Linked DNA regions of Mus musculus: all the other regions are linked to region 4. Evidence: chromatin loops called from intact Hi-C (ENCODE). Cell type or tissue: heart. All regions are shown on one strand.

Evidence for each region. Hi-C counts contacts between places; a loop is a spot of excess contacts. Peaks named below come from ENCODE experiments on the same cell type or tissue, not always from the same donor. Only the 100,000 strongest peaks of a DNase experiment are listed, where the experiment ranks them.
Region 1: it touches region 4 in a loop (4-fold over the local background); 13 of 42 quality-filtered maps call a loop at or near these places.
Region 2: a loop joins it to region 4, with 4 times the contacts of the local background. A loop is called at or near these places in 17 of 42 quality-filtered maps.
Region 3: it touches region 4 in a loop (4-fold over the local background); 8 of 42 quality-filtered maps call a loop at or near these places.
Region 5: it touches region 4 in a loop (4-fold over the local background); 3 of 42 quality-filtered maps call a loop at or near these places.

Annotation. Positions count from the first base shown.
Region 1 is chr11:54,981,360-54,986,359 of GRCm38, forward strand. Anxa6 (annexin A6) reads right to left here. Exons shown (of 26, transcript NM_013472.5): 22 at 4,763-4,856; 23 at 3,717-3,812; 24 at 1,939-1,997; 25 at 257-379. Among named protein-coding and RNA genes, the nearest start is that of Tnip1, 21 kb to the left of the region's middle. In heart, CTCF peaks have their summits at 1,358 (motif pointing left) and 2,933 (motif pointing left); a DNase peak (open chromatin) is centred at 3,932; H3K27ac peaks cover 960 bases.
Region 2 is chr11:54,996,467-55,001,466 of GRCm38, forward strand. It overlaps Anxa6 (annexin A6), which reads right to left. Exons shown (of 26, transcript NM_013472.5): 12 at 4,745-4,867; 13 at 3,329-3,387; 14 at 2,069-2,147. Among named protein-coding and RNA genes, the nearest start is that of Gm19911, 21 kb to the right of the region's middle. In heart, CTCF peaks have their summits at 1,965 (motif pointing right) and 4,462 (motif pointing right); a DNase peak (open chromatin) is centred at 2,055; H3K27ac peaks cover 1,623 bases.
Region 3 is chr11:54,877,234-54,882,233 of GRCm38, forward strand. No RefSeq gene overlaps it. Among named protein-coding and RNA genes, the nearest start is that of Hint1, 13 kb to the left of the region's middle. RefSeq lists an enhancer at 1,953-5,000. In heart, CTCF peaks have their summits at 2,336 (motif pointing right) and 4,383 (motif pointing left); DNase peaks (open chromatin) are centred at 2,388, 2,848 and 4,038; H3K27ac peaks cover 2,531 bases.
Region 4 is chr11:55,156,870-55,161,869 of GRCm38, forward strand. It overlaps Slc36a2 (solute carrier family 36 (proton/amino acid symporter), member 2), which reads right to left. Exons shown (of 10, transcript NM_153170.3): 10 at 1,599-2,746. The coding sequence ends at 2,475. Among named protein-coding and RNA genes, the nearest start is that of Slc36a3, 7.7 kb to the left of the region's middle. In heart, a CTCF peak has its summit at 2,146 (motif pointing left); a DNase peak (open chromatin) is centred at 2,132.
Region 5 is chr11:54,925,563-54,930,562 of GRCm38, forward strand. It overlaps Tnip1 (TNFAIP3 interacting protein 1), which reads right to left. Exons shown (of 19, transcript NM_001199275.2): 9 at 3,533-3,656; 10 at 1,142-1,231. Among named protein-coding and RNA genes, the nearest start is that of Gpx3, 25 kb to the left of the region's middle. In heart, CTCF peaks have their summits at 2,387 (motif pointing left) and 4,943 (motif pointing right); DNase peaks (open chromatin) are centred at 2,012, 2,369 and 4,939; H3K27ac peaks cover 3,200 bases.

The sequences.
Region 1 (5,000 bases), 180 kb before region 4:
GCTCTTGCAGAGGACCCAGGTTCGGTTCCCAGCACCCACATGGCAACTCACAACTGTCTGTAACTCCAGTTCCAGGGGATCTGCTACCTTCTTCGGAACTCTGTGAGTACCCGGCATGCACCAGACATTCATGTAGGCAAACACGCACATACATAAAATAACAGAGATATTTTCATAGCCAAGCCAATGAGGTAGGTCTCCCTTCATTCAACATGAGCAGGTGATCCCAGAGCCCACTGAGCAGCCCCTTTCCTACCTCAATGGCTTGGTGTAGAGACTTGTCATATTTCTCAATGAATTCCCTCCGGATGTTGAGCAGATCTATCTCACTCCGAGACACCATCACCCTGGTGAGGGTCTTCTCATCTGTGCCAGCACCCTGGTGGAGCCAAGGAGAGATACATGGAGCAGGAAGGGAGGGCAGAGCTAGGTCATGCTATGGCAGATGTCCACCTGCCTGTCCCTTCTGCCTTCCCAGACCAGACGGCCACTCCTTACTGTCTTCCACAGACAGTGCCAACCAAACTCCCTCGTGTGGAGGACTGGGCAGACATAAGCACAGATGACCTGTGTGGGCTGAGCAGGCCCTGCTAAAACTCATATCCAGCTGGCACCTCAGAATGTAACCTTAGAACAGAGTTTTTGCCTTGTGGTTTAGATGATGTAGCCTCCCCCCAATTTAATTCATGCATTGAAGGCTTGGTCCCTCCCCGGTGCAGTGTTCAGAGCTAGAGATTTGGGGAAGCAGATCTTAAGGTTTCTGACTTCTTCGATGGGCCAGTGCATTGATGAATATACAATCTGATGGCATTGCTAGGAAGTGGCGAAGGTGAAGGCCTAGCTGGAGGAAGTGAGGTGGGGTGTCAGTGGATGTACTCCGTGCCTTGTCCCTTCTTCCCTCTCTGCTCCAGGCTGTCTGGAAGGAAGTAGCATGCTCTGCCACGCCCGCCCTGCCACGACATTCTGCATCACCACAGGCTCAAGAAACAGATCAGGAGGCCGTGGACCGAAGGCTCCGAAACTATGAGCCCACATCCTTTCTTTCCTCTTTTAGGTTGATTTTTTTTTCCCATCCCAGATATTGTACCAAAGAGATGGAAAGTTAATTATTGCACCATTGTAATGTGTTAAAATGAAGTCATGTTAGATTAGGGCCCTAAACCCATCGGGTGGCTCTAAGGAGTGCAAGGGACAGAGGCACACATGTGAACATAAAGACAGAGGATGGGGGGCTGGTGAGGTGGCTCAGCTGTTAAGAGTACTGTCTGCTCTTCCAGAGGTCCTGAGTTCAATTCCCGGCAACCACATGGTGGCTCAGAACCATCTATAGGGGAAACTGATGCCCTCTTCAGGCAGGCAGTTGCAAATGCAGCAGAATACGCATACATTAAAAAAAAAAAAAAAAAGACAGAGGCTGGAGTGATGCAGCCAAACTGAAGACACACAAGGGGTTTCTGGCAGCTTCCGGGAGGCAGGAGAGGGGTAGCAGGAGAGGGATGGGAAGGAGCCAACCTTACCAATGCCTCGATTTTAGAACCATGAGAGATTACGTTTATGTCATTCAGTTTGTGGGAACTTGTTATACAAGTCCCAAAATACTAACACAGGATCTGGAATATGTGAGCACTAGGGCCCTCTCTCCTCTCCCTCCAGCTCTGTCACTTTCTACCTGTACACAGCATCTTGGGTACCAACAGCAATATTCTCTTAAGTTTTGGCAACTAGAAATCAATCATGATAGATATCCTGGGGATGGGGTGGGGGAGTGGGCATTAAAACACCCTTGACTGAGAAAGAAGACTACGTTTGGTCCAGAAGCAGGATGCTGATAAACAAGGTGGGGTAAAGAGCAGTCGGATGTCTCGTCTGGGGGAGGGTGCACATCTGTGCCTGTAGGTTTGGGAAAGGCAGTGCTGAGAAGCAGGTCAGGCGCCGTACCTTCATGGACTTGTACAGTTTATCAGCAAAGAAGAGAGGCTTGTTCTTGACACTCTGAACTGTAGGGGAGAAGAGAGAGAGGCAGGGCATCTGGTCAGAGGCTGTGTGCTCAGACCCTGGGCAGGGCTTTCTGTACTACAGCCACCAACCTTCCAACATACTTACTGCTACCAGCCTACTGGGTGGCTGCGGGTCACTGCTAACCGTCTGTCTTGGCAGTGCCACTTTACGACCCCCTCCACAAAGCTCCTTCCTTTTCTCCTCCCTCTGTCCACCTCTCTTTCTGTCTGAGAGCTGAATCTCTCCCGCGGTAAAGGAGCTTGTGGCTGACTGAGGTCAGCAGAATATTTAACTGGGGTTTAAGTCCTAAGGGATGCTGGATACAGGGCTGTCAATTTTGAGGGCATTCAGAGCGCAGGAGAAGATGGTTAAAGACTGAACTTTAGGGTCTAGAGAGATAGCTCAGTGGGTAAGAGCACTTATTGCTCTTCCAGAGGACCCAAGTTGGATTCCCAGCACTTGCTTTGGGCTGCTTACAACTGCCTATAGCTCTCTCTCTCTCTCTCTCTCTCTCTCTCTCTCTCTCTCTCACACACACACACACACACACACACACAAACAAAAAACCAGATTCTACTGTAGAGATTCAGATTCTAGAGACATTCTGAGCGGGGTGTGGTGTGTGTGAGTATGTAACAACTTCTGTGCCACTTGAGGACTGAGTAGAAAAGCCAGTGTTCATGTCCCACTACCGATATGCAGAAGCTGACACAGGTTCTGTGTTCTGCCCAGGGCATTTAGCATTCAAGTGACAGTTCCTGCTCAGCTCCTCTGCTTCCAATCACAATGCCTCACTGTAGGTGGTGAAGAGCTATTGTAAGCAACCCCTCCATTTATCTAATCTAAAACACTGTTCCTCCACGTTTTTTTTAGAATTCCTGAGATTCAAGATGCATTTTGCAGTTGATAGAGAATCTGAAAGCCTTCTATCGCCACCTGCTGGTAAGATCAGGTATCGACACGATGCAACAATATGCTTGTATGTATCCATATCTACACAGGGAGAAATGAGATCCAAAAGGGAAAGAGACCTTCTCAAACTCGAGACCTCCAGGCCACGAGGTAGCTTAGCAGGCTAAGGTCATTGACCTAAGAACCTAAGTTCAATTCCCAAGATCCACAGAGTAGAGAGAACCAACTCTCTAAAGTTTTCTGACTTCCACACACATGATATGGTGTGTGCATACCTGTACACATGTATTTATGTGTACACATACAACATAAATAATACAATGTAACAAAAAAATTAAAAAGCAAGAAGCTCAGAGACGAGGTCTCTGGGCTAAGGAGATAGCTCAGTGGCAGGCTGTGGTATGAGAGAATATGCCTAAGGCATGTCTAGTGTATACATGCAGGGTGTACCCTGTGAATGAACGCATCTTGCATGCTATGTATACGTGTCCTATGAGTCACATGTGTGCATATACAGTATGTCTCATGTGTGGTATATATGTACACAAACATACTCCAGTCCTGTGCAGCATTGCCCTTCTCTATGTCCTGGTCCTAACCCTGGGATGTTCAACCTGCCTCCATAGCCTTGAAGATGTCCTCAGGTTGTCCCCCCACAATCATGCCTTGGCGGGGGAGGTGATCTGAGGTAGTATTTAGCTCCCAGTATCAGCAGCAGAAGATGATGCTAAAGCCACATTCCTTTAGGGAAACTGCCCACATTCCCAGCAGTGCCCCAGTCCCTCCCCCGGGTGCCCGGTAATTACCGATGGCCACAAATGCGTCCTTGACATCCCCAGACATCTCCTTCTTGATGACATGCTCTATGTCATAGTTGGTCTTCTTGATGAACTCCTGGAAGACTGGTCAAGAGAATTGAGGGAGAGATGAACTCCACTGGGGAGGGTCACCTGACCTACCCCGTGAACCAGCCACAGTACATGCTGGGCACTGGGTAGGGCTCAGGTGACAGGCAGATTCTGGCCTTAGGGCTACTATAAGACTTGGAGCCGAGTAGGCCACACCAGTGCCTTTAAGTCTGGCCAGTAGCTCTAGCCCTTGGCAAGCTCTATTACCCCAGGCTGATGTGTAAAAGGAAATGCCCAGACCACCAGGGGGGCCTTGCTCTCTGGGTTCCCTCTTATTCCCTGACAGGATTGGATGGAACTTACTATATAATAATCAAAGTGACACCCAGTAGCCCCTTATGCCCTGCACAGACCGAGTACTTTATGTTTATTGTGAGTTTTGTATCCTAGCAACCATGTGAGGTACAACTAAAACCCCAATCCTTAGATAAGGGGATCAAGGCAGAAAGTCAGTCACCTGCTTAGCCACACAGCTGATAGGTAGGGGACTGGAATCGAGGCAATCCAGGGTTAAGCACAAAGCAGCCACGTGTTGAAAAGGACCGAGCAGGTACATGTGAGGCTACAAAGTCTCAGTGGGAAGGGACTTCAGGACTGGCACTGTACACCTCTGTGATGGGCTGGCCTACACCACCTCACCCCTCTCTGCTTTGTCCTGATGGATCATGGCAGCACACCTCAGAATCCTTAACCCTGCATGCTGATGAGGTGAAGCTAGCTAGCGATTCCTTATCCTAGGTGTGCCATCTGCCTTGCTAAGGAAGGGAAGGGAGCTGGCTGAGGAGAGGCCAGAGCTCTGGAGTCCCCCAACCCTCCACTACTGGAGTGAAGAGAAGGAATTAGGCACTTGGCTGGTCTGCTCTGCACAGAAGGTTGTAAGGCTCGGGTCATATTTGGGGCTCCCACTGCCACACTGGAAGGGGTAGAGGGTTCAACAGACTCACCTCTGCGCAGGTGGGGATAGCTACGGGTGCACAGGACGGTCATGAAGCGTGTCTCCAAGGAAGTTTTGTCTCCGCTGGGGGTGTCTGCTATTTCCTGCAGAGCCCGGTTGGGGCAAGGGTTTAGGGAAAGCCACGGGAAAGCCACAGTTAGCACCTACTGTCTCTGCTAAGGCTCAGGTTGCGGTGGGATCAATCACCCAAGGGCATTGAGGTTGGCCCCTTCTCCCCTCGGCCTGAG
Region 2 (5,000 bases), 160 kb before region 4:
AGAGTAAGTGGCAAGGGCTTTCCAGACTGAGGCCCAAGCTGGGCAGCCTGGGGAAGGAGGCACAGCAGACAAAGCCACCCAGGGCTGAGAGAGCAGAGAGTCGTGGGCCTGGGGACAGGTGAGTGCTGGGCAGGGAAGGGGCAGCTCCTGCAATCGGACTTGGCTCTGTCCCAGCTCCAGAGGCTGAACATTCCGTTGGGGCCTCTCAGCATCCTATTCACCCTGCCCCAGGGCCCCGATGCCTGATGTAGCCATGGCTCCCCATAACGAGGCCCAAAGACTCAGAAGCAGAAATGGTTTCCAGATTTTAGTCCTGACCCAATGACGTTCCTGCTGCTTTCCATATCTGCTATTTCTTTTTAATTTTGCTTAAGTGATTTTTGGGCTTTGCAGTTGTTTTATTCTGTTTGGAGACAGGGTCTCATTACGTCCCTCTGCCTGGCCTGGAACTCACTATGTAGGCCTCAAACTCAGAGATCTGCCTGCCTCTAGCTCCTTGAATGCTGGAACTAAAGTTCATCACCATGTCTGACCTTTGCTTAAACAGTTTTATTTAGAATAATTGGGGCGGGGGTGAGGGGGGAGTGTCTGACATGCTAAACAACACCTTCTGGATAGATCTATTTTGAAGTACGTTTAAATACTCATAAAAGGCAATTAAAAAAAAAAAAAAAGACAGGATCTCATGTAGCCTAGGCAACTTCAAACTAAACTACATATAAGTAAAGGCTGTCCTTGAACTCCTGACCCTTCTGCCACTCCCTGCTAAGTGCTGAGATTATAGGCATGTGCCATCATACTGTGTGATCTTTGTCTTTTTGTTTGTTTTTTCCTTAACACAGAGTTTTACTCTGTAGCCATGGTTAGCCTGAAACTCATTACATAGAACAGACTGGGCTCAAACTTATAGAGATCCACCTGACTCTGCCTCCTGAGTGCTGGGTTTAAAGGCATGCACCACCACACCTAGTCTTTTGTATATATGTATATCTCCTCTTATGCTAACAAGTCCCTGACATATAATAGACATTTAAGAAGTATTATCAAATTAATAAATAGGTGAAAATAATTTTTCAGTGGTCGCAATTAAACCAAAAATCTTGTGTTTGCTAGGCAAATGCTCTACTACTGAGCTATATCCCTAGTTTTATGATAAAAATAATTTTATACTTTATATACTATCACAAATTAGAAAAAAAATTATCCTATGTTATTAACAGATGCCAATTCATAAAAATGAATGTAATACTAGCCCCCACTTAAGTTAAAGGTCACCAAATTTAAGGTGCTACTGCTTGCCAAAGCCACGGCTCTCGGTGTAAAAGGGCAGGCGCCTCGTATAGCACAGATGTGGCACCAAGCCGCTTTCTCTTTACTTATCAGAAAGGCTGGTGGAACTGAAAAGCAGTAGGTTCTCTGTGAGCTTGGGTGTCACTTAACACTTGCGGAGGCACTTTCATCGGCCAAGCCAAGCTCATTCCTCAGATAACCCGAGGTCTCCCTCAGTGGCAGCATTTGCCTTCAAATTTAGGGAAGAGTAGAATAGAAGTTCAGCGTTCAAGAGCCTTTAGGCCACCAGGACTGCCATGTCTAACCCCCTCATTTGAAAGGTTCAGGCATAGAGGCCAGGAGGGAAGGTGAGGACCCAGCAGTATCTGGAGTAGTTTGCCAGGAGCCTGTGTGAAACCTTTTGTCCCGTCCAGTGTGGACCCCTGGGTGTGACAGTGCTCAGGAGTATACCCCCCGAAATCCTGCAGTAACAACAGTAGCAGGAGTGCCCTCTCTGCTCTCAGGATGCAAAGCCCAACTGCCAGGCCCAGGATGCAGAGGCCCTCGTGGAACCTCGGGGCTCACTGGAGGAAGCCTTGTTAGTGGAGAGCAGGCAGGATGCTCCCTGGGCTGTTAGGACGAACCAGCGCAGAGATCTGGAAACTTCAGATATAAGATGCCGCAGCTCGGGTTGGCCACCAGAGGGCAGCTAGGGGCCAACCAGCGTACAGTGGCAAGGTGCAAGCAGAAGGGGAAGCCAGTGATTAGGAGATCAAGCAGGAAGTGGGGAGGGTCTGACCTCGACTCGGGACACTGCACTAAGTTCCCACATCTGATAGGCCACCTGTGCTGCCTCCGGGAAGAACTGGCCAGCGGCACTGGAACAATGGAGGGGTTCGGGGAGAGGATGGGAGGGAATGTCATCATGGGCTACACCCCATACTTCTAGAACACTCTTATGCCAAATACACCACACACACACACACACACACACACACACACACACACACACACACACACACACACACACACACACTAACACAGACCTGTTTGGCTTTGTTTCTTCTGTAGCATGAGTTCATCCGAGGACTTTCTAGTGCCACGATTCTTCTGGCTTCCCCTAAGCTCCCTCTAACCTATGCATGCAGTGGGGCTTTCCCTAGCAGCCTTGTTGGTCCAGGACCAAGTAGGGCAGTCCTTCAACCTCTTCTTTGTTCATCACAGCAGGGTGACTCCTGTGCAAATCCCCTTCCAAATAAGCCAAGGGCAGGGCATGGCTGCTTCATCCCTTTACCTTTTTGCAAGGCACCAGGCCATGTGAGGGGCCAGTGTGTGTGGAGGGATTTCTGGCCTCTGTGGCAGTGAGCATAGTCAACAGGAAGCCCTTATGTCCCTTCCTTAACTGACTGTTGAACCCTGGAGAAGGGAGTCTAAGAACCCACCATGTCCTCGGTATAAATTTGGCTGTGTTATGGCACAGTCACCTAGTTTAATATTCCAGGAAGGGTCCCTGTAGCTCACCTGCCACCTCATCTCTTTGCCAGGCTCTCCACAGAACCCATGGCAGTCATAGGAAGAAGCCATAGGAAGTCACAGGCCAATCCTCATCCCTAGGCTTTCTTACAGGTGGGCTTCCCAGACCTGCTTCTCCTGGCTCCTTCCCCTGGCTCCTTCCCCTATCAGTTTTTGAAACAGGGTCTCACTACTCAGTCCTGGCTAGTCTGGAATTTGTTACATAGACCAGTCTGGACTCACAGAGATCTGTTTGGCTCTGGCGTGTGCCACCATGACCAGCTTAAGTCCCCTGAATTCTAATCCCCAGTCCAGACACCAGATCGACCTCCAAGTTCACAGAGCAGAGAGTTCCATATATAGTAGCCACACTTGTTCAGACACACGGTCCCCAAGACAGCAGAGACTGGAATACTGAGGGTCACTTTCCCTCATTTGTCATTCCAGCCTCAAAAGAGACCCAGGCTCATGCAATCCACCCATCCACTGGGACAGGCGCTGGAAGAGTCAGGCCGTCTTTCCATCCTGGGGCCTAGAAGTCACTTACTCATCATCTCCTCCACACAGCTTCAGCAGAGCCTTCTTGTATTCACCGGAAGTATCATTCTGGGGAAAGAGAGGAGAAAAGGTGACCTCAAACACAGCCGTGGCTCTTCTTGGACAAGAAGGGGAGGCAGAACACTTACACCAGCTCCCCCTTTTCTCCTGCCTGCAGTGGCTCAGGCCCCCAACAGTGTATGGCTGGTCACTATCCAGCAACCAGCTCTGGGAAAGACAGGAAGGAACAAGTCTCTGGCGTGTGTTGTTTGCCACCTTTCCTGTGGTAGAAATACTTCCCAGTGATAACAGCTGGCCGCCATGCTGACTTCACTAGACGTGGCATTCTGAGATGCTATTTCCCCATGGCCCTGACATTCCACTCTCCCAGGTATATATAGCACTTCCATGGGAACCATTTCCTGGAAGTAGAATTCCATAAACACACCCACGGGAAAATGCTCAAAATCAAACAAATATTTGACCAAGCCGTATGTTAATAGAGACGGCTTATCCCTCGACGCTTTGGAATGGACCTCAAAAGACAACGGCTGTGAGAAGTTCCCAGGTAAAGGCCCTGTGCAACAGCATCTTTGTTTATTCTAGATTTTCCCAAACTTTTTTCCCCATGGAATGTTCAGTGCATGATACCCATAAAAAAATCCTCTTTGGATATCATTCATGAGTACAAACTAAATTTTTTCCCCATTAGCTTATAAAATTATTACATCTGACAATCTCTTGGCAAGGCCTCACGGGATGGCTACCCCTGAGACGGCATTAGTCACCCAGCAGGCTCCAGGGTTTTCTAATGCTCATTTGTGTTCTTCAGTGAACTTCTCTGCAGATTGTGGATACCCACTGCCCTTGGGACAGCATCCTGGCCATTAACTCTAAGTACAAGCCCTACAGGATCCAGCCATGTCTTTTCTTTTACCTCCTCTCCTCACCTCCCAAGACAGCATTCTCTGTGTAGCTCTGATAGATAGACAAATGTAAATAAAGATCTATCTATCTATCTATCTTTCTATCTATCTATCTATCCATCCCTCCATCCATCTATACTTAAGAGTGTTTGTCTACATATATTTATACTTGCTATGTGGTTGCAGTGCCTAGGGAGGCCAGAAGAGGGCATTAGATTTTTCTAGATCTGGACTTAGAGATAGTGGTGAGCCCTCATATGGGTGCTGGGAACTGAACCTGGGTCCTCTGCTAGAACAACCGGTGCTGAGCCATCATTCCAGACTCCATGCCTTCCTTTGTCACCAGCTTGAACTTCCTTGAAAATGCACTATAGCAAGAACTCTTCTAATACCCAAGACCCACATGCTGCTGTGTAGAGGCTCCCAAGACCTGGGAAGGTGGTGGTGGGAGGTCTCTGCTCCCCATCCCTGCCACCCCTACCACCCCAAAGTCTGCTCACCTTGATCATGCTGTAGAGTGACTTCTCATACTTGGTCCGGAAGATCTCCCGGATGTCAAGCATATCCAGCTCGCTCCTGGAGACCATGATGCGGATCAGAGTGTTGTCTCGGGTCCCTAGGCCCTGGAAGACATGAAGGCATGAGGGACAGTGTTTGGAGTGAGGTTTCGTGGACAAGAGACACTAGCATGTGCAGAAGTAATATTTTCATAATAAAAAATTCAAGCTAGGAACAAAGAAGGCAGATGGTGGCCTT
Region 3 (5,000 bases), 280 kb before region 4:
GGAATGACACTACTGCTTACTGTCCCCTTACCCTAAATACTTTAGCATGAGCCCCAAGACAAGGACATTTCTCAGTAAACCTACAACTGTTTTCTCTTTTTAAAAGTGATCTTTAGCCAGGCAGTGGTGGTGCACGCCTTTAATCCCAGCACTTGGGAGGCAGAGGCAGGTGGATTTCTGAGTTCGAGGCTAGCCTGGTCTACAGAGTGAGTTCCAGGACAGCCAGGGCTACACAGAAACCCTGTCTCAAAAAAACCAAAACCAAACAAAAAACAAAACAAAACAACAAAACAAACCTTTAAAAGATCTTTAAACTTATTTAGTTCATGTGTATAGGCGTTTTCCTATGTGCATGTAAATGCACCATGTGTATGCCTGGTGCCCACAGAGGCCAGAAGAGCCATTTAGATCTCCAGGAGAGTTGCAGATGTTTGTGAGCTGCTCTGTGAATACTGAAAATTAAACCTGGGTCCTCTGCCTTGGCAAATGTCCTTTAGAACTGAGCTGTCTCTCCAGGCCCTACTTTTTTTGTTTGGTGGTTTGGTTGTTTGTTTGTTTGTTTGTTTGGTTTTTTGTTTGTTTTTTGAGACAGGGTTTCTCTGTGCAGCCCTGGCTGTCCTGGAACTCACTCTGTGGAACAGGTTAGCCTCAAAGTTACAGAGATCCACCTGACTGAAGGTGTATGTCACCACCACTTGGCTTAAAAGATACTTTATTACATTTTATTTGTATGTGTGCATGCACATACATGCTGTATCATGCATTCCACATGGGGTCAGTTCCCTCCTATCATGTGGGTCCTGAGAACTGAACTCAGGTCATTAGGCTTAGTGGCCCGTGGCTTTCCCCAGTAAGCCATCTTGATGTCCCCACAGCAGTTTTCTATTTAGGCAAATTAACAGTTCAATGATATCACGTGATATACAGTTTACATTCAGAGTCACTACTGTTCATGGTGGCTATTCACCTTGACTGCATCTGGAGTAAAACCCAAGCATTTGGGCACACCTGTGTGGGATTTCTTATTAACTAAATCATTAAAAGTGGGAAAACCCACTTTTTGGTTTTTCGAGACAGGGTTTCTCAGTATAGCCCTGACTGTCCTGGAACTCACTCTGTAGACCAGGCTAGCCTCGAACTCAGAAATCCGCCTGCCTCTGCCTCCCAAGTACTGGGATTAAAAGCATGAGCCAGGGCTGGCAAGATGGCTCAGTGGTTAAAAGCACTGACTGCTCTTCTGAAGGTCATGAGTTCAAATCCCAGCAACCACATGGTGGCTCCCAACCACCTATAATGAGATCTGATTCCCTTTCAGGTGTGTCTGAAGTCAGCTAACAGTATACTTATGTATAATAATAAATAAATCTTTAAAAACAAAAAAAAAGCATGTGCCACCAGTGCCGGACTTAACCCAGATCTTTTGAGGTGGGAAAATCTGGGCCACACCCTTTGCTGGCAGTCTATATAAAGAACATGGAAGAAGGAAGCTGTTCTCTTTTGCTTGCTTGCTGTCAATGGCAAGTCCTTTCTTTTACTGGCATTAGATGCTCCTTCTTCAGGAGTCTGGCATGTACTGAAGACCAGCCGAGACATCCAGTCTCATGGACCAAACAACTACTGAATTCTTGGACCTTTGATTGGTAGACAGCCATTGTTAGACTAGCTGTTCCACAGCTGGTAAGCCATTCTTATAAGTCACACCCATGCATGCCCACACGAGTGAGTTCTGTTCCTCTAGAGAATCAAGACAAATAGGTATAAAAAGGAAGTTGAGGCAGAAATGCTGCAAGCTTAAGACTAGCCTGGGCTACATAGCAAGTTTAAGGTCAGCCACGGTGAGACCCTTTCTCAAAAACGAAACACCAGTAAGAAATCAGAAAGAAAATGAAAGTGAAATGAACTGATTTTCATCATCCAACACCAACATTTGGCCTGTCGACCTTTCATTTTTATAAATGTGTTGTCGGGCTGGTGAGATGGCTCAGCGGTTAAGAGCACTGACTGTTCTTCCAGAGGTCCTGAGTTCAAATCCCAGCAACCACATGGTGGCTCATAACCACCTGTAATGAGACCTGACACCTTCTTCTGGTGTGTCTGAAGACAGCTAGAGTGTACTTATGTATAATAATAAATAAATTCTTAAAAAAAATAAATGTGTTGTCATTTATAAGGAGATCTCTTCTTGGTATTATGCTATAGACATCTATTTCACTGTAGTCAGACGATCTGTTTGGCCCAGGTTCTCATTTGAGGCTTGGTTTGTTTTCAGTGCTGAGTTATGTGTCTGCTAGATCATCACAGGAATATTTCATGATGATTTGAACTTTCTCCACAAGGAGGCAGCAAGCAACCATGCTAAGATTTCTTAAACTTTAAGGAAGCCCATGCGCGTACACAGCTTACCCTGACCCTGTGGGCAGGCATTAATAGTAACATCCTCACTGGGAGTGTTGGCTTCAGGCTTTTAATCCCAGCATTAAGGAGGCAGAAGAGGGCAGATCTCTGTGTGTTTGAGGCCAGCCTGGTCTGCACAGTGAGTTCCTGGCCCCTGGAACCCCACAGTCGAATGATGTCTCATTTTTAAAACATTAATATTATCTCCTTTATATGGATAAGAAAACTGGAGATGGCAGAGTAAGTGTAGGGTATGGACTCCAGGATGCAATGTTGCCTTCTATCTGCATTTAATTCACTCCTAGGCACAGTACCGGGGACACTTTGGAGCATACAGGAATAAATAAGAAGATTCCCGTCCCTCGGCAGTCCTTATCAGGTGTGAGGACGAATTCATCCACAAATAGACCAGTGGTCACACAGCAGAATAAACAAGGGCCCAAGAAGGCAGGAAACTCACTCTGCCTTCAAGCTGCTGGTGATGCTGTGCACGGCGTTATCAAAGAGGGAAGATAAGAGCTAAGGGGTGCGTGACCGGTGACAGACACTGCTGAGACATAGAAGTGTCACGCTCTGTTTTACAGGGAAGAAAGCTGCTAGTCAGTATGGTTAAGAAATTGTACCAAAGCTAGCAAGTGGTTGAAATGCTTGCTGCTCTTCTAGAGGTCCTCAGTTCAGTTCTCAGCATCCGTGTCCAATGGCTCACAGCCTCCTATCACCCCAGCTCCAAGGGATTCAATACCCTCTTAGGCAGGCACCCAAAGGCATCATAAAAGACAGACAGACAGACACACAGACAGACACACACACACACACACACACAAGAATAAAAATTAAAACCTTAAAAGAGAGAAACTTGTATTGGCAGGCTTAAAGCCCCAGCTACCAAGAAGGCTGGGGCAGGAGCACAAGTTCAAAGCCCGCTTGGGCAAAAATGATGAAGATATCGTTGAGTGATAGAGGGATTGTCTAGCATGTATGAGGCTTGGAGGAACAAACGATGATAGGGAGGAAGGGAGTGAGGGAAGGAAGGAAGGAAAAAAGGAGACAAAAAGGGAGGGGTGATGACTAGGTTGTTGTGGCAAAATATTAGAATCTTTTTTTTTTCTTGAGATAGGATCTCATGTAGCCAAGGCTGGTTTGAACTTATTATATAGATGACCTGTGACTTCTACTCCTCCTGCCTCCACTTTCCAAGTACTAGAACTGCAGGTGTTGTGGTACCTCACTTGGCTCATGTCTTGTTGGGCAAGGCATGACAACTTTGGCAAACATGGACAAAGACAACTTTAAACACTCTGAGCAAGCATGGAGCTGACTGAGCGATATACCATTCAGAACTCACATCTTAATATGGATTTCCCAGGCCCACAAAAGATTGTGGCTGTGGACACAGAGCAAGGACAGACTTCGGGGGTCAGTGTGCCTAGGCAGGGGAGGAGTCTGAGGAAACAGTACTCCCAGGTCTGGTGGCACAGGCTGAGCACAGCAGGAAAACCAGGCAAACAAGAGCATTCCTCTGTATTTTGTTTGCAACTGAAGTAAATGACATCATGGGTGCTGTAAAAGATTAATCTGGTGCACTGTGTCATGGAACAGAGGCACCAGTTAGGGGGTTGTTAAAATAATCCTAGCCAAAGATAACTACAAAAGCAACGGAAGCCAAAGGGCATTGCTAGGACAAGCTTCCCCAGGGTCCCGAATCTCATTAGCTGTCAGGGAAGACAGAAGAGATGCCTGTGACTAAGGTCTCCCTGATAGGCAGCCAAGAGGATGTGAGTTAGACTCACTCACAGTGGCAGGACAGACACAGGCAGCTGGTAGTTTAGGCATGGTACCTGAACCACAAGATAAATGACCCAGGGAACTAGCCAGGTAAAACTTTTACTGAAGACTCATCAGGGGGGCTGAAGAAATGGCTCCCTGGTTAAGAGCACTGAGTGCTCGAGTTTCAAAGATCCTGAGTTCAAATCCCAGCAACCACATGGTGGCTCACAACCATCTGTAATGAGATCTGACGCCCTCTTCTGGTGTGTTGAAGAGAGCTACAGTGTAGTAATAAATAAATCTCTTTTTTTTCCATTTTTTATTAGGTATTTAGCTCATTTACATTCCCAATGCTATACCAAAAGTCCCCCATACCCACCCACCCCCAGTAATAAATAAATCTTAAAAAAAAAAAAAAACCTCATCAGGAAGCTGGGCGTGGTGGTACAGGCCTTTGATTTCTGAGTTCTAGGACAGCTTGGTTTAACAGAGCAAGCTCTAGAACAGCCAGGCTACACAGAGAAACCCTGTCTCAAAAAAAAAAAAAAAAAAAAAAAAAATCAGATTCAGCCAGGAGAGCCAGGCATATATCTGCTCTACCAGCTCCTGAGACACAGAGGCAGGACGTTAAAGAATTAAAGATCATCCTTAGCAGCACTATGAGTTCAAGGCTAGCCTGGGCTATAAGAGATGCTATTCCATATTGGTGGTGCACACCTTTAATCCCAGCACTCAGGAGGTAGAAGCAGGTAGACTTCTATGCGTTCAGCTTGGTCTACTGAGTTCCACGTTAGCCAGGGCTATAATGGTGAGACCCTGCCTCAAAAGAAAACCATAAC
Region 4 (5,000 bases):
CTGTACTCAGAAGATCTCAGCAATAAGATTAGGGGCTAGAGAGATGGCTCCATGACTAAGATTGCTTGGTGCTCTTACAGAGGCCCTGAGTTCATACACAGCCACCCGTAACTCCAGCTCCAGGAGACTCTCTGTGGCCTTTGAGGGATCCGTGCATATAACACACACGGCGCGCACACACCACAAATAAAAACAAATCTTTAAAAAAAAGATTAACTCAATTATCTTATACAATAGGGGCTTGTCTGTGGAGACCAAGTGCGAGCAGGGGGAGGAAGACCACTCTTCTGGGGCTCCGTTAGGTCTGTCACAGAGTCAAGGATGGGGATGATAGATGGCCCATCCCTGGAAAGGCAGACTGCTGAGCACTGCCCAGGCTTGGAGTCTCATCTCCCAGCAGGGACTCTGAAGGGTTTGGGGTTTCCATGTGGACAGCCAACCCTGCCCCCGTCTGAGTGGGAATGTGGAAATACCTCACAGAGGTTCAATGTGTGGAAAGTAAGACACAGAAGAAGCAGACCAGGCCTCGGGAATTGGGATGATCCCAAATGTCCCCTCTACATATTCTGAACGTCACACAAATATGGAAGGGTGGGGACACACAGGAGCCGGTTCAATCAGGCAGGTGTCATTTGCTAAGCTGACCTCTTTCCCAGTGGCACAATTAACCGTCAACTAAACAGAATCTAGAGCCGCCCAGGAGGCAAGCGTGTGGGCAAGCCTGTGACCAGACTAGGGTAATGATGTGGGCGGCACCATTCCAGTGTGCTGGGGTCCTGGGCTAAATGAAAAGAGAGAGAACTGAGAGTGTTGGCGATTCTGTTTCTTGACTGTGTCTGTCATGTGACAGGCTGCCTGGGTGCCATTCTCCATCAGCATGGACTGGAGCCTCAAACTGTGAGCCAAGGCACAGCTTTCCTGCTTCAAGTCGCCTCTCTCACAGCAATGAGATAGGTAACAGCAAGTGCCTGAGAGAGAGTCACCAGAACCTATGAAACCGCACACCAAAGGGACGGAAACTACATGTGTATTCTGTTCCTCCCTCTGTGGCTCATGGGCACTAGCTCACATTGGTCATCTTGGTCCCATCTTCTTGGCACACACACACACACACACACACACACACACACAGTACACAGTGCTGGAGATGAGACCCAGAGTCTCAGGTAACCAAGCACATGCCCTGTCATTGAGCTACAGCCATGACTCTCATGTACACAGTTCTTATGATCTGGTCAACTTTACTGCGGACGTTGTCCATATGGCTTCACACGTGTGTCTAGAAACAGGCTGGTTGATCTTGGTGTGGCATTCGATCATGATGAGTCGTTTCTATTCCATATGGTCCCCTATCCTCCAGGAGACTGGGCACGATGTCACACACTCCATTTCACTTGGTGTTCTCAGATCCATGATGTGGAAAGCAGGGCTGGAGAGATTCCCCAGTGGTTAAGAGTGCTTGCTGAGGAACTAAGTGTTTTACAACTGCCTGTAACTCCAGCTCCAGGGGACTTAACATTCTCTCTGGTGCACACACATGCACACACACACACTTTAAAGAAAAATCAGCTCCACAAAGCAGAAAGAGAAGGCAGTCTCAGGGTGGAAGCCATCATCGAATTTCCATTTGTAACACTTTTACTGTTGACCATGGCAAGTTACAAGGTCAAGACTCAGGAGATGACCCGTAGACTCTACTGTTGGGTACACAAAGCTACAATGTTATATAAGCTCTTGTTTTTATAACACCTTTACCCAAACTATTATATAAGAGCCCTGTATTATGCTTGGTGCCCGACAGGTAACAGAAGATGTTCATTGCAAGAATTCAGAAGTAAAAAAACGACTCCAATGATGTCTCTGTCTGCTGCCCCTGGCCCATAGGCATGACCCTATGTTTTTCTTGTTCACTGCTGGATTTCTGAGTTGGGCTAAGACTTAGTGGTTTAGAAAGTTCAACACACTTATCTGTAACATAGATGGTGACATTTTATCTGAGCATTGTGACTGGCCCTGGCCCCCTCCATCTTGATGCTGCCTTGAGCACAGTGTTCCCCATCATGGTCAGGAAAAGGAAATAACCAAAGCCTCAGCGGGCAGAGACTACCTTCTGCCAAAAGCTGGCTATTGCTGCCGCCTAGTGGTTGCTTTTTGCATAGCTCCACTCAAGGCAGGAAATTAGCAGATAAATGACAAAAACAAGATGGCGGTTTCCACAGGTGAGGTCTCCACAGTGTGGAAAACTAGAGAACGACCAACATTTCTTTTGTTTTTAATGACCATCTATCTACACCTTGTATGCGGTGTAGATGGCCCCCATCTCCTTTGCGCGCGCGCGCACACACACACGGTACTGGGGATATGCTACACCTGTTTTTTGTTTTGTTTTGTTTTTTCCTGTCTTGGACCAGAGAAAAGGCAAAGTGAAAAAATTCATAGACAACATAAGTCACCGTGGGCGAGGAGAGGCTCTGTCACTGAATAAACATGGTGGAGTTGGACAGGGCGGGAGAGTTCCCGGACTTGATCAGCTCATCCAGGGCCTGGTAGGTCCCCACCACAAAGCCCATGAAGCCCAGGATGCTGATGAGGGCATCCTTGGTGACGGTCAGGGGGCTAATGCCCTCTCCATAGTAGGTGACCACCTCCAGCAGGGGCGGGATGATGAGGGCCAGGGCGCTGCTGCTCACAGAGCCCACCAGGGAGAGGACCAGGTCCAGGCGTGGGATGAGGATGGCCAGCATGCCTGTGGGAGATGAAGGGAGACAGATGGAGAGTCCTAGGTTTACTTTAAAGGCTGTTATTGAAGTCGTCTTTAAGAGAAACCAAACCTCCCTCAGAAATTCAGCTTTGCACATAAAAATTGAGGGCTGCGGATGTAGCTCAGTTGGTAGAATGCCTGCCCAGAATGTGTGAAGCCCTGATTCTATCCCCGGCACCATGAAAACTGGGCACAGCAACATACACCTATAACCCCAGCGACTTGGAGGTGCAGCCTGGAGCATCCAGAGCTCAAGGATTTTTTTGGCTGCATAGTCTAGTTTGAGGCTAACCTGCGATATGTGAGACTGTATAAAAAGGAAATAAATAAACGTAGAGAAAGAAAGGAAGAAAGAAAGAAAAAAGGAAGGAAGGAAAGAAAGAAGGAAGGAAAGGAAGGAAGGAAGAAAGAAAGAAAGAAAGAAAGAAAGAAAGAAAGAAAGAAAGAAAGAGGGGAGGAGGGAGGAAAAGAGAGAGACAGAGACAGAGACAGAGAGAAGGCAGGGCATAGTAAAAGAAGAGGGCTGACTCCTGCAAGTTGTCTTCTGACCTATACACATGTGTCAACATGTACATATGAATAACAAACAAACAAATGTAAAAAAATAAATAAAAAAGAAAGAAAAGAGAAAGCGAAGTGTTCCCAGGGCGCCAGTCCTCTCCAGGAGGGCTCACTCGTGGTTGGTGTTGCCCATTCCTGTTGTTCAGCTCTGCCCTGACAGGGCAAGGCAATGCAGAGGTTCCTTCATCTTCTATTTTTGCGGAGGCCATTTTGGGTTTAACTAGACTTTGATCTCTTTGATGGAGAATTCCACGAAAAGTCACTCAATTCTATTCTGGGAACCTGAGGCCAGGATGTCTCGGTTTATTTATCTTAGTTTCTGTTAAATTGCCTGTTTGTGCAAACCCCAGCCTCAACCTCCTTGTCCCGCTTCAGCTGCTGTGTAAGACACCAGGATGTAGATTTTGCCTATAAGCCACTTGCTCTAAATGTTTGAGGCTACACTTGAGTCCCCAAATACCTGAGTATAGTCCCAGCCTGCTGGAATAAAGACTTTCACCTGGCTATAAATGGTGGTCATCTTTGGAGGGTTCCTCACAACAGTTTGTGTTCCTATTGTGTTGTTGGCGGGGTTCTCTAACCCCTTAGGTTCAGTACTTGGGGTTCTGGAGATGGAGAGACTAAGACAACCCAGTGTTCATTTGTGAGCTACAGCTAGGAGATCCAAAGGGGTAGCTCTCTATAACCAGGGAATGAAGGAACCAGATTTGCCCCATATGGGGTCTCAGCAAAACCCACCAACCCCCAAGCCCAAAGGGAGTGGGAGTTTCAGATGGTCCCTTAATTCCAACGACAACGGCTGGCTTCCTTGTAGCTGACCTTGCTGATGGGGATTAGAGAGGCTGTGTTTCCAGAATGCCCTATTTAGTCAGCAAAACCGGTTTGGATCATGTTTTTTGCTTAACCACTGTTTAGATATCAATAGCTTTGAATGATCTTTTGCTATTATTATTTCACGCATATATGCATGTTCTGAACGCTCTCCACATCAAATGCTTTCTGCCTGTATTTTCATTTTCCAACCTTTGACAATGTCCTGTGGGTATATACTATATGTTGATTGTGTCCCTTCCACTGCCTTCTCTCACCCCCACCCCTGTCCTTCATGTCTAAATAACCGGCAGGATTTAATTAGAGTTGCCTACATAACATTGGTGGGGGTTTCGGGGAAGGGGAGCCTTGTTTATAATGTTGGCCTAAATGTATACAAAATCATGAGGGACAGACAGCACCTGTTGTTTGAGCTTTTTCGCTGGCTCCCCTCCTTCAATGTCAGCCTTGGACGTGAAAGGTGCTGGCTCTGGAATTTGGTGGCTTGGGTTCGAATTCTGGTTATGTTTTTTCATTATCATTATTTTTTTTAAAGTTTAATTACATTTACTTATTGAGCATATGTGTGCGTGCGGAGTATGTGTCTCAGCACATATGTAGAAGTCTGAGGGAAACCTGCCATGTGAGTTCTGGGACTAAACTCAGGTTGTAAGCCTTGGCAGCAAGTGTCCTTCCTAACTGAGCCATCTCATTGGCCCTTGGTTACTACTGCTGCTGCTATTGAGATAGTGCCCCACGTAGCTCAGGCTGGCTTCAAAGTTGCTATGCAACCAAGAGAGTGACCTTGAACTTCTAGTCCTCCCGCCTGTACCTCCTGAGTGCTGGGATCACAAGTGTGCATCACCGT
Region 5 (5,000 bases), 230 kb before region 4:
TGACACAGCAGTTACTCAGGAAAGAAAAACAACTCTACATCACTATAAATAAAAGGACAGGAGATGGGAGAAGATATTCAGACTTCAGATTACTACCAATGACAAAAGTACTTAGACACGGGAGAACTGGCTTATGCTATTGATCTGAACAGACCTCCTGAGACAATTGTAAAAGAGAAAAACTTATCTGAAAAGCAGTATGTCTTTTTTTTTTTTTTTTTTTTTTCTGCATTAAAAAAACCATGTCTGTAACCTCAGCTACTTAGGGGCCTGAGGGAAGAAGGCTGAGTTCAAGGATCGCAGAGGCAGCTCAGTGAGGCCCCAGGTTCAGTTCCTAGTGCCACAGAAAAAAGGAAAACCAAACAACCCCAAGGGAACACAGTGAGCTGATGTCAGCGGCAGCCATCTGGAGGGAGACTCTTGGTTCATTACATAATGAACATTCTTTTCCTTCTGAGAGATGAGTCAATCTAGAATATGAATGTAAGTAAGACTTCAGATGTGTGTGAAGAAAGAGGGGTGGGGAAGAAGAGGTCGGGAAGACCTCAACTGTGTGAGGAGGGACAAGGACAGGCTAGTGGCCTGGGCTGGAGGTGGGGAGGGGCTTGGGAGACAGAGAATGCTGCTGCCAAGGGTGTGGGAGCTTCCTTCACTGTTAGCCACTCCCACTGCAGCATGTGTCTCCAATGCCGACTGTCCTGACTGACCACCACCTCTCCCGTGTCCAGCTTACCTTAGCCTTCCTAGGCTCACCCTTTTAATATACGGGTCTGCATCTATATGTGGTGAGTGTGGGTGCCCGTGAAGGCCAGAAAAAGGGGTTAGACTCTCTGGAGCTGGAGTTACAGGCAGTGGTGAGCTGGTATGTGAGAGTCCTGGGAACTGAGCCCAGGTCCTCTGCGTGCACCATTACCACTGAGCCATCTGTCCAGCTCCCTAAGGTCCCCAAATAATTTCAGCCTGTGCCACAAACTCAGTCTCCTCAGTGATCCCTGTGGTTGGTCCCGAGAGGACAGACATCTATCCCATGGGCAGATGGTTCAATGGTTTCCACAATAACTCTCTAAGGTGATCTAGGCCCAACAGGAACCAGAGAGCCAGGTGGGGCCTTCGTCCCTGACCTCCCAGTTTGGCCACCTACCTCCATGCGTTGCTGTTCTAGCAACTTCACCTTCTTCTCAGCTGCTCCAAAGGCCCCCGCTTCAGGGACTTTACTCGCCATCACACTGGCCTAGGGAGAGACAGAGCCTTCACCAAAGTGTCAGATAAAACTTCGTTCCCCAGCCCAGTGCTCTCCCAGGGCCTCAGCCCCTTGTCTCCAATCTCCCTGCTCCTCCCACCCAGCAGCCATGTCTCAGCCACGACCTCCTCCTCCTGGAAGCCCACGAGGAACATTCCCCTTTGCTGATGCATACTGTGGCTGCCAGCCTCACATCCTCTCACCAGCTCTTTCCACAGCCATCTTCCCCACTTTAACTCTGAGGCCCTGCTGGTCAACCCCACAACAACTCCGAATCCCCTAACCTAAAAGGCGTGGCTTATATATTTTTTAGAAGTTGTGAGGAGCCAGTGAGATGGCTCAGTGAGTGAACACGATTGTCTCTAAGTCTGATGAGCTGAGTGCAATCTCCAGAGCCTATGGTGGAAGGAGAGAACTGCCTCAGACCTCCATACACGCATGCAGCCCCCAACATAAAATAAACGCCGTGAAAGTGTGATGGAGGCTGGCAAGCATCACGAGCCCAGACACATGTGCCGAGAGCCCGCATGTGCAGATGTGTGTGCACAACATGCCATCTCTGAGATTCTTTCCAAATTCTGCAACCACAATCTAATCTAAACCCAAAACCCATTCTGCAAAACAACCGGCCAGCATAACTCAAAAGTGCCAAGGTCATGGAAACCAGGACAGCTGAGCCACGTCGCCGAAATGAGGAGACTAAGGAGCTGTGATAGGAACCCCACGTGGGATCCTGGATTCAATTCTGGAAGGCAGAAAGGGAGGGAGTGAAGGATGGGTGCATCTGGACAGCGCTGCTGACGGCAGTGCCCAGTCTGGTAAGAACCACAGTTATGTAAGATGCTTGGTGAGGTAGGTCTGCGGTTATAGAAGCCAGCCAGGGAAGACGGAGGGAGTACGGGAACACAACTCCACACTATTTCTGCCTCAGTTTAAAGTTACCTCAAAATAAAATGTTTTAAAACTGAACAATTGAGGTGTTGAGGTAAGAACCACAGGACAAGGCGAGAAGTGCACGTGCAGTGACTGTCGCCAGTGTCTGCTCAGACCAGAAGCTGTTCTGCACTGGCCCCATCAACTCTCTATGTCCTACCACAGGCTGGGCAGAGGCTGGAAGCAGAGCCTGTGAGCCTCTGGTGCCCCCTACAGGCTATGTCCTGTAAACATACCATGCCACCTGGAGAGGAAAGGGTATCTATCTGATAAGGTGGCCTCAAAAAGGGCAGATGCCTGCCCCAGGAAGCTCACTGTCAACAGCAACAGCTAAAGGCTATGTGTCACTTAGTTTTAATCCCAACAGAGGCAGGAGGATCTCTGTGAGCTGACGGCCAGCCTGATCTACCCAGTGTGTTTCAGACCAACCATGGCTACAACAGTGAGCAACAATGCCAGCGAGAGGCAGAGCGAGAAGGCTTTGCTCTTCAGCCGGCCACCCCCACATCTGCTTGAGAGGTGACAGAAGAATCTTAATTGTATGATGGCACATGACCTCTCCAAGTCTCCTGCTGGCCCCGCACATGGAAGAGACATCCCTTCAGGCAAAAGAGCCCAAGTGAGCTCATGGCTTTGCAGGTAAATTACATCACTGCCCCGGGGTGGGGAGTGAGTGACCAAGGTCATTACTATATTACATAGAAAGCTGGCATTAGGGCTTATGTTGCAACTGACTGCAACTCACTTGAGGAGGTAAACAACTGGGTTACAGGAGCCTGAGGGATGGTGAGAGTGGAGCAAGGCACACTTGGCCTTCACTGTGTGGCAGGGCTGGGCCTGGAGGTGTGGGGGTGTGGGCCAGAGCTGAGGCATCCCCAGACCAGTCTTCCTCTCCATGCAGAGCTCTAAGTTGCGATCTCACAAGCTTAATACAATCCCCTTAGGAGCCCTGACACTTTAGAGACTAACCTGACTTTTGGGAAGGAGACTTTGACAAGACAAAATGCATCAAGGTATTGGTACCCAGAATGAGCAAAACACTGAAACCCAACTCCCATGAGCAGCCGCTGGACAATCCAAGTCAGCAAGCGGGAGAAGCAAGCAGCCAGGGTGGGCGGCAGAGCCATGTAATTTGACTGCCAATAGCTCTGAGCACGTGTCTCAGAGAACGGGATACTCCACGTGGGGTGAAGACAGAACAAAAAGCCAAGGACTGGTCATACCACGGAGGCAGGTGCTGCACCAGGAAACAGAGTCTACCAGGCAGAACCTTCTGCCACTGGAATGTGTGTAGGAGGAGATGTGCTCCCTCAGCGAGGGGCAGAGCAGATCCTGGGTTTGAGAGCTTGGGATACACACCTGCTGCTGTCCAGCCACGCCCTTCTTGCCAGCACCCTCTGGCTTTGGGGAGCTGGGCTGCCCACAGAGTCCCTCTTTGCAGCTGCTGTTCATCAACAGTTTCTTGAGCTCCGTGTTTTCCTCCCTAGATAAGAGACAAGTGGAGATGTCACAATGTCAGCCCTGGGTTAAGACACTTGCAAAGCCAAGGATCTGCTGTCAAAGGCACTGCTGCGGTGCGACCAGACCAAAAGGGCATCTGTAAGCCACCCAGAAGGTGTGCAGGCTGCATGAGAATCCTTAACAGCAGAATTTCCCCCATCTGTAGGTTGTCTCCACACCTGGCACCTTCCAGTTCTATGATCTTGTTCTCTAAGAAAGCTCCGCCCCTCCCTCCAGTTATAGTCAAGTGTCCTGGTTCAGCTGACGCAGGCAGAGCCTGGGCGGTGCAGTAGGTCATGCTCACTCACCGGCACCTGGCACCCCCCCTCTTTAACATGGAAAGAGCAAGCTTCTGGCTCAGAGCTAGGGTTGATAGAGCCATCTTCACACCCACCAGGGACTCAATCCCACTGGATCTGCTCTCATGGTTCTCTAGTGTTGAGTACAGGCCCTGCTCTGGGTGAGACCTTCTTTACAGTTTACAGCAGGAAAGGCTACCAGCAAAGTTGAGTGTGGGCACGCACACCTATGACTCCAACGTTCATTTGGGAGGCAGAAGCTGGACTATGGAGTCTGAGGCGGCCTGAGCTACGCAGTGAGTTCCCTGGGCTATGGAATGAGACCATTCCAAACGAAACAAGCAGAAATAATAAGTGAAAGTGAAACCCTAAGTTCATGAGGTAGGCAGTGCTGGGTACTCAGGATGTTTGCAGTGTGGACACAGCCCTTCAGCTTCCATTTAATTACAGAGTCAAATGGCTTTTCTCAGGCCACTCAGCAAGGACTCAGATTCCTTTCCTTCGGCCTGGGTATCCACCCCCCCGCCCCACAGAGTTTCTCTGTGTAGCCCTGGCTGTCCTGGAACTCACTCTGTAGACCAGGCTGGCCTCAAACTCAGAAATCCGCCTACCCCCGCCTCCCAAGTGCTGGGATTAAAGGCGTGCGCCACCACGCCAGTGTAGTGAGACTCTTAGGAAGTCCCTGCCTCTCTCAGGGACCATCTCCCTTCACGTAATTTGAGTTAGTCTGCATGATCTGATGGCAAAGGCCCTTTGAGATCCAGCACTCACACACTCCTGTTTCCCTAGAGACAAGAGGCATTGATCCTTGGTGACAAGTAGACCCTACGGCTCACCTAAGACACCCAAACTCAGTCTTGCCAAGGACAGAGAGGCTGGGGTAAACCTGTAATGTCTTCCCACAGGTCTCAGTCCAGAGAGGGACTTCCAAAGATCCCAGGAAGAGCGAGCAGGGAATGATGGTGACCACCAGGGGGCAGGAGAATCCTGAGCCAGCTCCTACACAAATGTCAGCAGTTGTCTCCAGG